Regions from separate parts of the Mus musculus genome. Here region 1 is linked to region 2. A link is a loop called in an ENCODE intact Hi-C map of the cell type or tissue named here. Cell type or tissue: left cerebral cortex. All regions are shown on one strand.

Region 1 (5,000 bases), 440 kb after region 2:
TCTTGGGGCAAGGTCTCAGCCTGAACAGGAGGAACCACAGGGAGACGCGGACCCGCCCCCTGACAAGCTCCTCCCACCCTGTCCGCTGCTCTTGCCATCCATCTGCAGGCCCCAGACCATTTCTGGGCTATCCCGGAGCTCGCCTTGACTCTTTTCCCAACTGGCCCCAGAGCCTCCTAAATGTACACATTGGCTGAGTTCTCAGTCTTCCTATCCACCCTGCTCCCTTAGGGATGGAGGACCTCAGGCCTGGGACTGCTTGTGCTAAGTGGTCCTCCTCCTCAAGCCAGGATGGACACTGGAGGGTGAAATAAGATTCCTGCTGTCCCTGTAGCCTTCAGGTGGGAGGCCCTGTGCACACAAAACCAAAGCCACCTCTTTACAGTACCCAACCTTCTCTGTAGGGCAAAAACTAATTCATCCTAAATTCCCAAGACACTCACAATCATGCCCACCCCGTGAGAAGCCACCTTTGGTCTCCAGTGGCCTTTGTATTCTAGAAGCTGATTGGTAAGAGAACTCGAATGCTCCTGCTTGGATAAAGAAGGGGAGCTGGAAAATTACGTCAGTGCCTCCCATCTCCTCGAGGGCTAAGGCCTCAGGGAGGGCTACCCTGAAGGCCGAGATATTACAGAGGACAGATCATGGCAGTGTCACAGCAGCCACAGGGAGAGCGCGGGGACCCTGAGGATCATAGAACTTAGTGGAAGCTCCACACAGTACCGAGGACCAGACCTTGTCTTGCACCACACACACACACACACACACACACACACACACACACACACACACTTACTCTGGCTTTTTTGCCGCTCTGCACTAGTACTGAAATCCCTTGAATGATGGCCAACTCCACAAATCAGTGGGGTTCAGAGCATGTGACGCAGATCTTGATATAAAAATGAAAAGACTAATAATAATTGAGGGCCAAGGATGTGGCGCAGTGGGGAGAGCACTGGCCTAGCTTGCACAAAGCCCTGGATTGCATCTCTAGCGCCGTGTAAAACGAGCATAGTGCTTCATGCCTGTAAATCCAACACTAGGGAGACAGAGACAAGAGGACAGCAGAATTTAAGATCATTCTTGGCTGCATAGTGCGTTATAGGTAAGACTGATTACATGAGACCCCACCTTTTAAAGAGAGAGAAAGTACATTCTTAAATGTTTCGGTGGCTATATGATTGGATTTCTTTGCTTGTTTGTTTGACCATTTTCCTCATGTATCTTGCCTTCTGTCAGCTACTGTGCAAAGTGAAAAGAAGTGTTTTGTTTGTTTGTTTGTTTTTTGCTTTTTGTTTTTGTATTGAACCAGGCCTGGAGAGATGGTTCAATGTTTAAGAGCCTGACTGCTCTTCCAAAGGACTAGGGTTTAGTCCTCAGCACCCACAAGGCAGCTCACAACTGTAACTCCAGCCCCACAGATCTGATACCTTGGGCACCAGGCACACACATGATTCACAGACTTTCATGCGGACAAAACGCTCATACACTTAAAATCATAAAATATATAAATCTCAAAGAAATGAAATATTCAACCAGGCACCCTGTCACGCTCTAGGACTTTGGACATGGAAGCAGGAGAAACTGGAGTTGGGAGCTAACCTGGGCTACACAGAGAACTCCCATCTTTTAAAAAAAGTGGCAAATGATAGGAACGTTTTTACTTTTTAAAAATTCTCACAGAAATGGACTGGGGTGTACTCAGGTATCAGGTGCTTGCCTCTCACATGGGAGCTCCCCCCTGCCACACACACACAATTGCAATTCCAAAAAAGAAGGAAGAACAATAAAGAGGAAGGGGCGAGAAGCAGGGCATTTCCTGCCCCAGGCCACCTGCACACCTGAATCTTTATAAAGTGCCAGTGACATGAGCAGCAACCATGTGACCTTTCAAGAATGGCTGTGAGCCCAGATAGCCTTTTTGTGGCATTAGATCGCCACCTGGTGGATAAGATGCACATTACAGTTCCCCTGGGTACGTATGTATGGAGGCCAGAGCACAGCTTGCTGGAGTCAGTTTTCTCCCTCTATCATGTGGGTCCTGGGAATAAAACTCAGGTCATCACATGATACAACAAGCTCTCTACCATACTGAAATATCCTCCTGCTCACAAGGGCCCTTTCCTTACCCACAGTCCTGCTCACTGAAAATGAGGGTTGGCAGATCACTGGAGGAGCCCGGGGAAAGTCTGTCTTTGGTAGTGCCAGTGAACTGTTCACTGTTGGACTTTTCCTAGAGAGATGTGACCAATGACAGACCAAAGAGAGAATTCTTCCCAAGTCCAGACTAGTGAACCAGTGAGTTTATTGGGCTCACAGAACATGAGTTACTTTTGAGCATGAATGACTCAAAGACAGTCTCATCACAAAAAAAAAAAAAAAAAAAAAAAAAGCCCACCCCAGTGTGGGTGTCAGCTCCAGAGAGCTGCATCCTGAAGCACTCGGGATGGCTCCCTGAGTGACAGGATCTAGTCTCAGAGGACCTTGCAGGCTCCGATTCATTCACAGGAAATGGCCAGAGACGGCAGAAGTGGCTGCCTCGGCCTGGGGCGGGATGGAAAGGATGCTATCAGGAGTGAACCTTGAGCTTCTCTTGGGGTAGTTAGGAGTCTAAGGCTCAGACTGGAGAGATGACTCAGTAGGTAAAGACGCTTGTTTTGGAGACTGGAGAGATGCTCAGCAGTAATTCCCAGTGGCAGCTGTAACAGAGGACCCAGGTTCCATTTCCTGCACCCATATCGCAGCACACTACATCTGTGATTCCAGTGCCAGGGCATGCATATAAATACACATCAGCAAAACACTCACACAGGTGAAATTTAAAAAAGCAAAACAAAACTGAAGTCTGTCCCACAAGACTGATGAGCTGAGATCAGGGCCAAGAACCAACCACGAAAGAGAACTGGCTGCAGAAAGCTAGTCTCTGAGCTCCACAGGCAAGCCCAGCATGCACACACGCCCCTCCCCCAACAATAGATAGATAGATAGATAGATAGATAGATAGATAGATAGATAGATAGATGACAGACAGACAGACAGATTTAAAGGAACGTAGCAAAACTGCCAGGCATAGTAGTAAATGCTGAGACACAGGAGGATCAGAAGTTCATGAGACTAAAGCTGACTGTGGAAACAGGGCCCAGCCACTATGAAATTCCCAAAAGGCATTGTTGTGTGTACTTAAAGAGCAATTAAAGGCCTAGAGAGAGGGCTCCGTGGTTAAGAGCACTTGCTGCTCTTGCAGAGAGGACCAGGGTTCTGTTCCCAGCACCCATGTGATGACACACAACCATCTTTAACTCCAGTTCCAGGGGCTCTGATGCCCTCTTTCAGCCTCCAAGGCACCAGGCACATGCAGGGTGCCCATGCAGGCACACAGGTCCTCTACTCGGGGTCTTACAGGATGCAAACCACCGAGCCGGTCGCCTGTGCTCTCATCTGGAGCCTGGGTGAGTGTCCAGATTACTTACTTTTCTGTTACTGTGAGAAAACATCATGACCAAAGGCAACTTTAGGAAGAGACGGTTTATTTCAGCTCAGAGATTCAGAGTTCAACCGTTGCCCAGAGCGTGGCAACAAGAGGCAGACATGGCAGAAGGAGCAGCCGCTGAGTGGTCATAGCCTGAACTGAAAGCAAGAAGCAGAAAGAGTGAAATGCAAATGGTAGAAGGGTGAGCTTGTGTCGTGGGCGTGGCTGGGCGTGGCTAGGGCGTGGCGAGTATGTGGTAAGAGCGGCTAGTGCTGCTCTGGCAGGCCTTGCCAGCCTCTCTTGTCCCCCTTGCCTTGCTAAAAACCCATTAGGTTGCATTCCTAAAGCTAGCCACCAAGGTCTATTCCCTCATTTGGCCACTTTCCCCTCCTGAGGCTGACTACCAAGGTCCAGCTATTAAAGTACTGAAGTCCAGCAATCAGAAGCCCCCTTTGGCTCACCTAATTAACATGCCCAATTAAATTAAACACCTCATCCTAACTTGGGGTTTCCCACCCTTTACCTTTATAAACTGCTATTTGCCTATAGGCCACCCCTGCCTCCTCTTTTTCCAAAGGCAGTCTTTTGTCCTCTGGGGCTTTTTAAATTGCAGGCAGAGACATGCTCGTTGTATCAAACCTTTCCTGATATGCAGGTGTCAGTTTCTGATTCCATCTTGCCAAGAGGCATTTTTTAAATTGTCTATTGATCAGACGCAGCTCACCCATTTTTAAAGTCTCTGTTGATCAGACATACCTTCCTCGGAACAGTTAAGCAAGCAGTTATGTAGTTCCCCACAAGTACTACAAGCAGGCTTACTCTGTGACTGTAGCTGTTTCTCTAGGGACGTGTCCCAAACTACCCAAGATTGGTGGTCACATCTGGAGGATCAATAGAGGTAGAGAGAGGAGAGGGGAGGGGAGGGGAGGGGAGGGGAGGGGAGGGGAGGGGAGGGGAGGGGAGGGGAGGAGAGGAGAGGAGAGGAAGGTTTTATCCCTCAAAAGAGTATTGCAACAGACACAGAATCATCCCCAGGGCTTTCAGCCTGTGAGGTCCCAGCCTTGCCCATGATCAGCAAAGTGGAACTAAGTATCACTGAGTGTAGACAGCATAGGGCGAGCAAGGAGAGCTCGAAACACACGCAATCTAGGTACTAAGCATAGAGGCCTCCAAATTCACCACAGGTCCTTGCCACATGGGAGGGGTCCCCATGGGCCTTGCCACAACAGAGTCCCATCAGTGAGACACCTACACGCTGTTCCCTACGGATGCTGCATGCCCACCGCCACTGGTGGGCCTTAATAGGGACCTTAATCTGTCAAACTTCTTCGCCTGTATCATATGCGAGCAATTCATTCCCAAGTGTGAACTCACTGTACTCCTTCCTGCAGCATCTCAGAACTGGAGACTCTGCCTCCCTTTCCTAACTCGGGTTGGCCTAAGGTATTCCCGTACTGTAATCCCAACATTCGGGGCGCAGAGGCAAGAGGACCACAAATCCAAAGGTTACCCATGGCTACCCTGGAGACTC
Region 2 (5,000 bases):
TAAATACATATCTTCACACAGAAACTTAAAAAAAAATACTTTAACACAATACATTACTGCCAAGAACTACAATCAACACAGATAACACTGCTAAAACATTCATATAAATACTAATATATGCAGATTCACTCCATTAGAAAATTCATCTATTAGAATACTAGAGACCTGTGTCCGCAAAGCCCACAGAAAACAACTATTTGAACAGTAGGAGCACTAGAAACACCAACAATGAGGTTTAGGGAACAGTGGGAGGGGACAATTTGGTACATTTGCCATTTTGTCACAATGGGTGCAATCTAAAATACAATTTTAGACTAGCAGTGTATAAAAATACTTTTTAAACAATACTTTTGGTAGGCATAAGTAGCACTTTAAAACAAACAGCTATGTAGTTTTCAGGTCTTTTGAAGGCCTAGAAACAATTCGATTTACCACCTTTGGCTAGCTCACAAGATGTGGGCCTGGAAAGCAAGTTCTCTTGCACATTATGTACACATCCCACAGTCCTACAGTTTCCCCCTTCTGCCTACGGCACACAATGACCACTGCAAGAGACTTCTGTCTCAGTGTGGATGTAAAATGAGGGGGACCTGTTTCCAATTCCAGGACTGGATGAACACAAGAAAAAAGCAAAGTGGAATTCAAGGGTATATGGTTCTTATTTCACTGAAAGGCCCAGCCTGTGAGTTTAGTCTGGCATATCAATGTTTAACTTGGGAGGTGGAGGCACATATTTCCCAGGGCTCTGTGTTATAACTACCCGCGCCTTCTTTCCAAACATTGGAGCAATTTTCGGAGCTTCTGACACCGATGCGTCTTCAGCATCTTCACTGTCTTCGTGATGGAGATCGTAAGAGATATTTCCATATTCTCTTAAAAACGGAAAAACTTCTAGTAGAAACTGACAGAAATCCCTGCGAATCCCAAACCACCAATGATTGCCCCCTTTCCGCCTGAACGTTGTAGCCATCAAAGTCAGTAATGAGAGCCAAAGCGGGATGAAAATGGAAATGTAAGAGAACGTATTGTGGTCATCCAGTCTGTGAACTAGCAGGACCTCAAAAATGAGCAGGGGCACGACAATGGTGATCCAGCTGATGGCCATGGTCACATGTGTTCTTCGCTGCTCTGCAACCACATCCAGGGACCGCAGGAATAGGAGGGACCACACGATGTAATAGAGAACTACCAGGCAGAGGAATGACATGAGGATCCACAGGGGCACGAACACCACTAGCCACGGCCAGTGGATAATCCTGTCCAGCCTCAGGGCGATGAAGATGAACTGCAGGATGTTGACAGAGCACAGGATCTCCAGTTCCAAAGACCTGTCGTGTCGGAAGCCCCAGACACAGGCGGCCACGGACACAGGGGAAACGAAGAAGAGTGGCATGAAGACCAGCAGCCAAAAGTGGGTGCCCCTCTCCACCCTGTCGCAGACTAGTATCTCAAACATGAGTAGTAGCAGGTGGATGCCCACGGCGATAAGCATGGCTTTGAATTCCACGCAGGCTTCCCCCTCTGTACGGTAGCGTGGGTTGCGGGCCCACACGCCCGCACCCACCGAGGCGCCCACGATGACCAGGAGCTTCCACAGCCAGATGGGGGCGAAGACTGCCCAGTAGCTCCACTGGATGATGCCGTCCAGGCGCAGGGGCAGCAGCACGGAGAAGAGTAGCAAGCAGGCATAAATGAGGAACTTACTGGGGTTGAAGTCCTGGAACAGGCCCCTGGGGTTCATGGCGAAGGCTGTACTGCCTCTAGATGGGCATCCGCCCGCTGCGTGTTAGAGGCTCCAGACCGCAGCTCCGAGGGGCCGGAACACGTGCGAGCAGTCACGTGGCCCGGCCGGAAGCGAGCCGAGGGCACAGCGTGCGCTGGCCGCGAACGGTACGGTGCCTACGCCGGGGACACTGCCCCAACCCCGTAGCTCAGGCTTCAGTGGATGCTCACGCCGTCTGCCTTCATTTCGCAGCCACGAGGCCGACGCCGCGTTGCGTGCGGAGTCGGATGGGACCTGGCGCGCTGCGGACTCGGCGACCCGCAGACCCGCTGCCTGTGAGCTGGCCGAGACCTTCGGAGGACGCTTCCTGGAGGAGGCCGGAACATGGAGGAGGGAGTGAGCTCACATCCTCCCGGCAGGCTCGGGGGCGGGGCCCGGGACGGGGCGGGGTCGGAGAGCGGTGGGAGCAGAGCTGGGCGGAGGGCAGGGCGAGCCGGTCCCCGCAGGGGTTTGGGGTCTTTCCGAGTGGGGAGGGCAAGAGCAGCGCGTTGTCTGGCCCCGGAGCCTGGGGGTGCACGGGCAAAGGCGGGTGGCGGGCGAGCGAAGGGAGTCTGAGAGCGCGCCGGTAACTGTGACTGCCCAGCACGGATGGAAGGACGCGCGAGGAGCAGTGGCTTTGACCCTGGGTTCGGCGCGAAGGCCGGGGGGGGGGGGGGGTGCAGGCAGTCAACGGGTTAGGGCTCTGCCCAGGGCAAAACTCCACAGAGCCACTAGCGATTCTCAGGCTGCCCCTAAAAGGTGGTGCGGAGCGCCTAGGTGCTTACCAATACTCTTCTGCCCTTTGTCACCTGGTGGAGGGGTACCTGGGAGGGTGCCCCACCAGGCCAGAAACAGCTCCCTGAGGGAGCAAGTGAAGAAACTGGACCCAGAGAAGGCCTGGTTAGCGGCAGAATTAGGGCTTGGATTTAGGGCTCCCAACCTTGAGTCTCATTTTCATTTATCAGACACTGCATGAGTCTGATTCTTTTAGAACTATGTTAGGAAAAGGTGCAAGGGTCAAGAAATTTTGGTTGTACCCCAGACCCTGCCAGCCACCGGCTGAAAAGGGAAGCAAATCCATCCCAACCCACCCCCTCTCTGATAAGCTGCAATGGGTTTGTGGTTTAGATACTATTTTTTTCTGACCTGCTGGGCAGAACTAAAGGGTTCTTTCCTCCCTTCTCTGACCCTTGCTCAGCAGAGCCCTGGTTGCTAGTCCTTGCTTTTCAGCCCCGGGGCCTCGCCCTTCAGGTTCCCTGAAGTGGGATAAAAATGCATGAAAGTCTTAGGCCATTAGAGGAAAATGAGGGGGTGGAAATGGATGGCTGCCAATCTCTGCAGTTGGAGTATAGGGCTCCCAGGGGGAAGCAGAGAACCTTCACGGACGCTACTGCCTCTTCTTTCAGCCCTTCCAGAGAAAAGTGGGGACAGCTGCTAAGCCCCAGGCTTTCCTCATTCATGATGGGCACCAAGGAGTTGCATAAGGGTTGCTGGAGATTAGTGCCAGACGGCAGAGTGCCCCCCAAGCCCAGAAATTGCAACAGGTGAACCAGTGTCCAGGCCCTCTGTTTCTACAGAGCCGATTGGAGTGATGGCCCCTACTGGGCATCAGTTTAGTTTCTTGGCTTTTTTGGTGCTCCTACCGTTTAAAAAGAATGCTGCCGTAGAAAAGGGTCTTTGTGTGTGTGTGGTGTGCATGTGTTTGCACATTCAAGTGTGTGTGTGTGTGTGTGTGTGTGTGTGTGTGCAGATGCACATAGAGGCTTGAAATTCACATCAGGTGTCAACCAGTTTGCCCAGGGGATCTCTTCTCTGCTTCCGAAGGACTGGATTGTAGAGAGCTATCATGCCTGTCTAGCTTTGTATGGATTCTGTACCAAAGTTGAAGACCAAACTGCTCCTCAGACTGCGGGGCAGCTAGATAAGTACTTCATCCACTGAGCCGTTCTTCCCAGCACAGCTACCCTGAAGCTAGCATACAAACTGAATGTTAAAATAGCTCCTGTGCTGGAGTGTGTGGGGTGTAGCACCCCTGGCCACCAACATGGGCCTCCCTATTCTGAGGGTGCGTGGCTTTGGGAGACTGAGCCCAGAGAACAGGAAGTAGTGTATTGTAAAGTTTGGGGAGCCCCTGAGATGTGGCCTGACATAGTGTCCTCCTCTCACCACCCGTGTTGGGCAGCCTCAGTCTCAGCCCTCGGTCTAACCTGAGTTTCTCCTGAACTCACCTAGTCCCCTGCTGACCCCTTGTGTTGGGGGAGAGGATGTGTGTTTATAGGGGACAGAGAGTGTCAGGAGTCCTGATCTGCCAATCTTCACCTTAGTCCCTTGAAACAAAATCTCTCCTGGCCTGGACATAGGTTGGCCAACAAGCTCCAGCGTCCACGTCCCCCCACCCTGTCCTCCAGCACGGGACTTACCGGAAGCCGCTTCAGATGTGACTGCTTGGGATTTGCCCTCAGGTCCTCAAACTCCACTGGACAAATTCTTTCAGCATGGAGCCTTCTTCCCAACCCCCACTCCAGGTGACACCTGGCCACATTTCCAGCCTTTGGCTCAAGCCTGGATCTTTCCAAGGCCTCAGCCCTTGCTGAACGTGCTCTGAGCTAATACTGCAAACCTGGGAAGTTCCTTTTCAGATCCATATAGTTTAGTCGTATCTACTATGTCACAGAGAAGCCATGGTCCATCTGGTTCTTTCTGTCAGCTCCTGTCCCTAAACAGAGCACAGTCCCATCTCTGCCTACAACAGCAGGGTCCAGCTCCCACATCCTTTCTACGTATTGTGGAGGTGGAGGAGGCCCAATGCTGTAGCAAGCTACCAAGGCTGTCCTGTCCTATCTGAGACAGAAACGATAACCTCCTCAAAGTGCAGACAAAGAGAGTCGTGTATAAGAACCTGGTGCTGGGATCCCAGCTGTAGTGGCCATTGTCACCGGCTATCTCTGCATCAATTAGATGCCGCCTCCCACAAGGACAGGTGCCACTGTCCTAGGGCTTCCAGCAGTCCTGCTGCTCTGACCTTGTCATCTATCAGCCTCATGCCCACGCAGGCCTGTGAGGAAACAAAAGTACTAGTGAGGCTGAAGTGACTGTGCCCGCCTGGACTGAGCATCAGCCCTGCCCCACCCACCCAACTGAGCAGCACCCCCACCCTCATCCCAGGACTGAGCATCAGCTCCGCCCCCCCCCCACACACACACAGACTGAGCAGCAGCCCTCCCCACCCCTCCACCCT

What was found. Peaks named below come from ENCODE experiments on the same cell type or tissue, not always from the same donor. Only the 100,000 strongest peaks of a DNase experiment are listed, where the experiment ranks them.
Region 1: it touches region 2 in a loop (3.0-fold over the local background); 2 of 42 quality-filtered maps call a loop at or near these places.

What each region holds. Positions count from the first base shown.
Region 1 is chr1:119,084,670-119,089,669 of GRCm38, reverse strand. No RefSeq gene overlaps it. Among named protein-coding and RNA genes, the nearest start is that of Gli2, 34 kb to the right of the region's middle. In left cerebral cortex, a CTCF peak has its summit at 1,948 (motif pointing left); a DNase peak (open chromatin) is centred at 1,934.
Region 2 is chr1:119,523,252-119,528,251 of GRCm38, reverse strand. Tmem185b (transmembrane protein 185B) reads right to left here and starts at 2,098. Exons shown (of 1, transcript NM_146103.2): 1 at 1-2,098. The coding sequence starts at 1,741. The coding sequence ends at 689. In left cerebral cortex, a CTCF peak has its summit at 3,112; DNase peaks (open chromatin) are centred at 1,908, 2,074, 2,797 and 3,002; H3K4me3 peaks cover 1,734 bases; H3K27ac peaks cover 1,040 bases.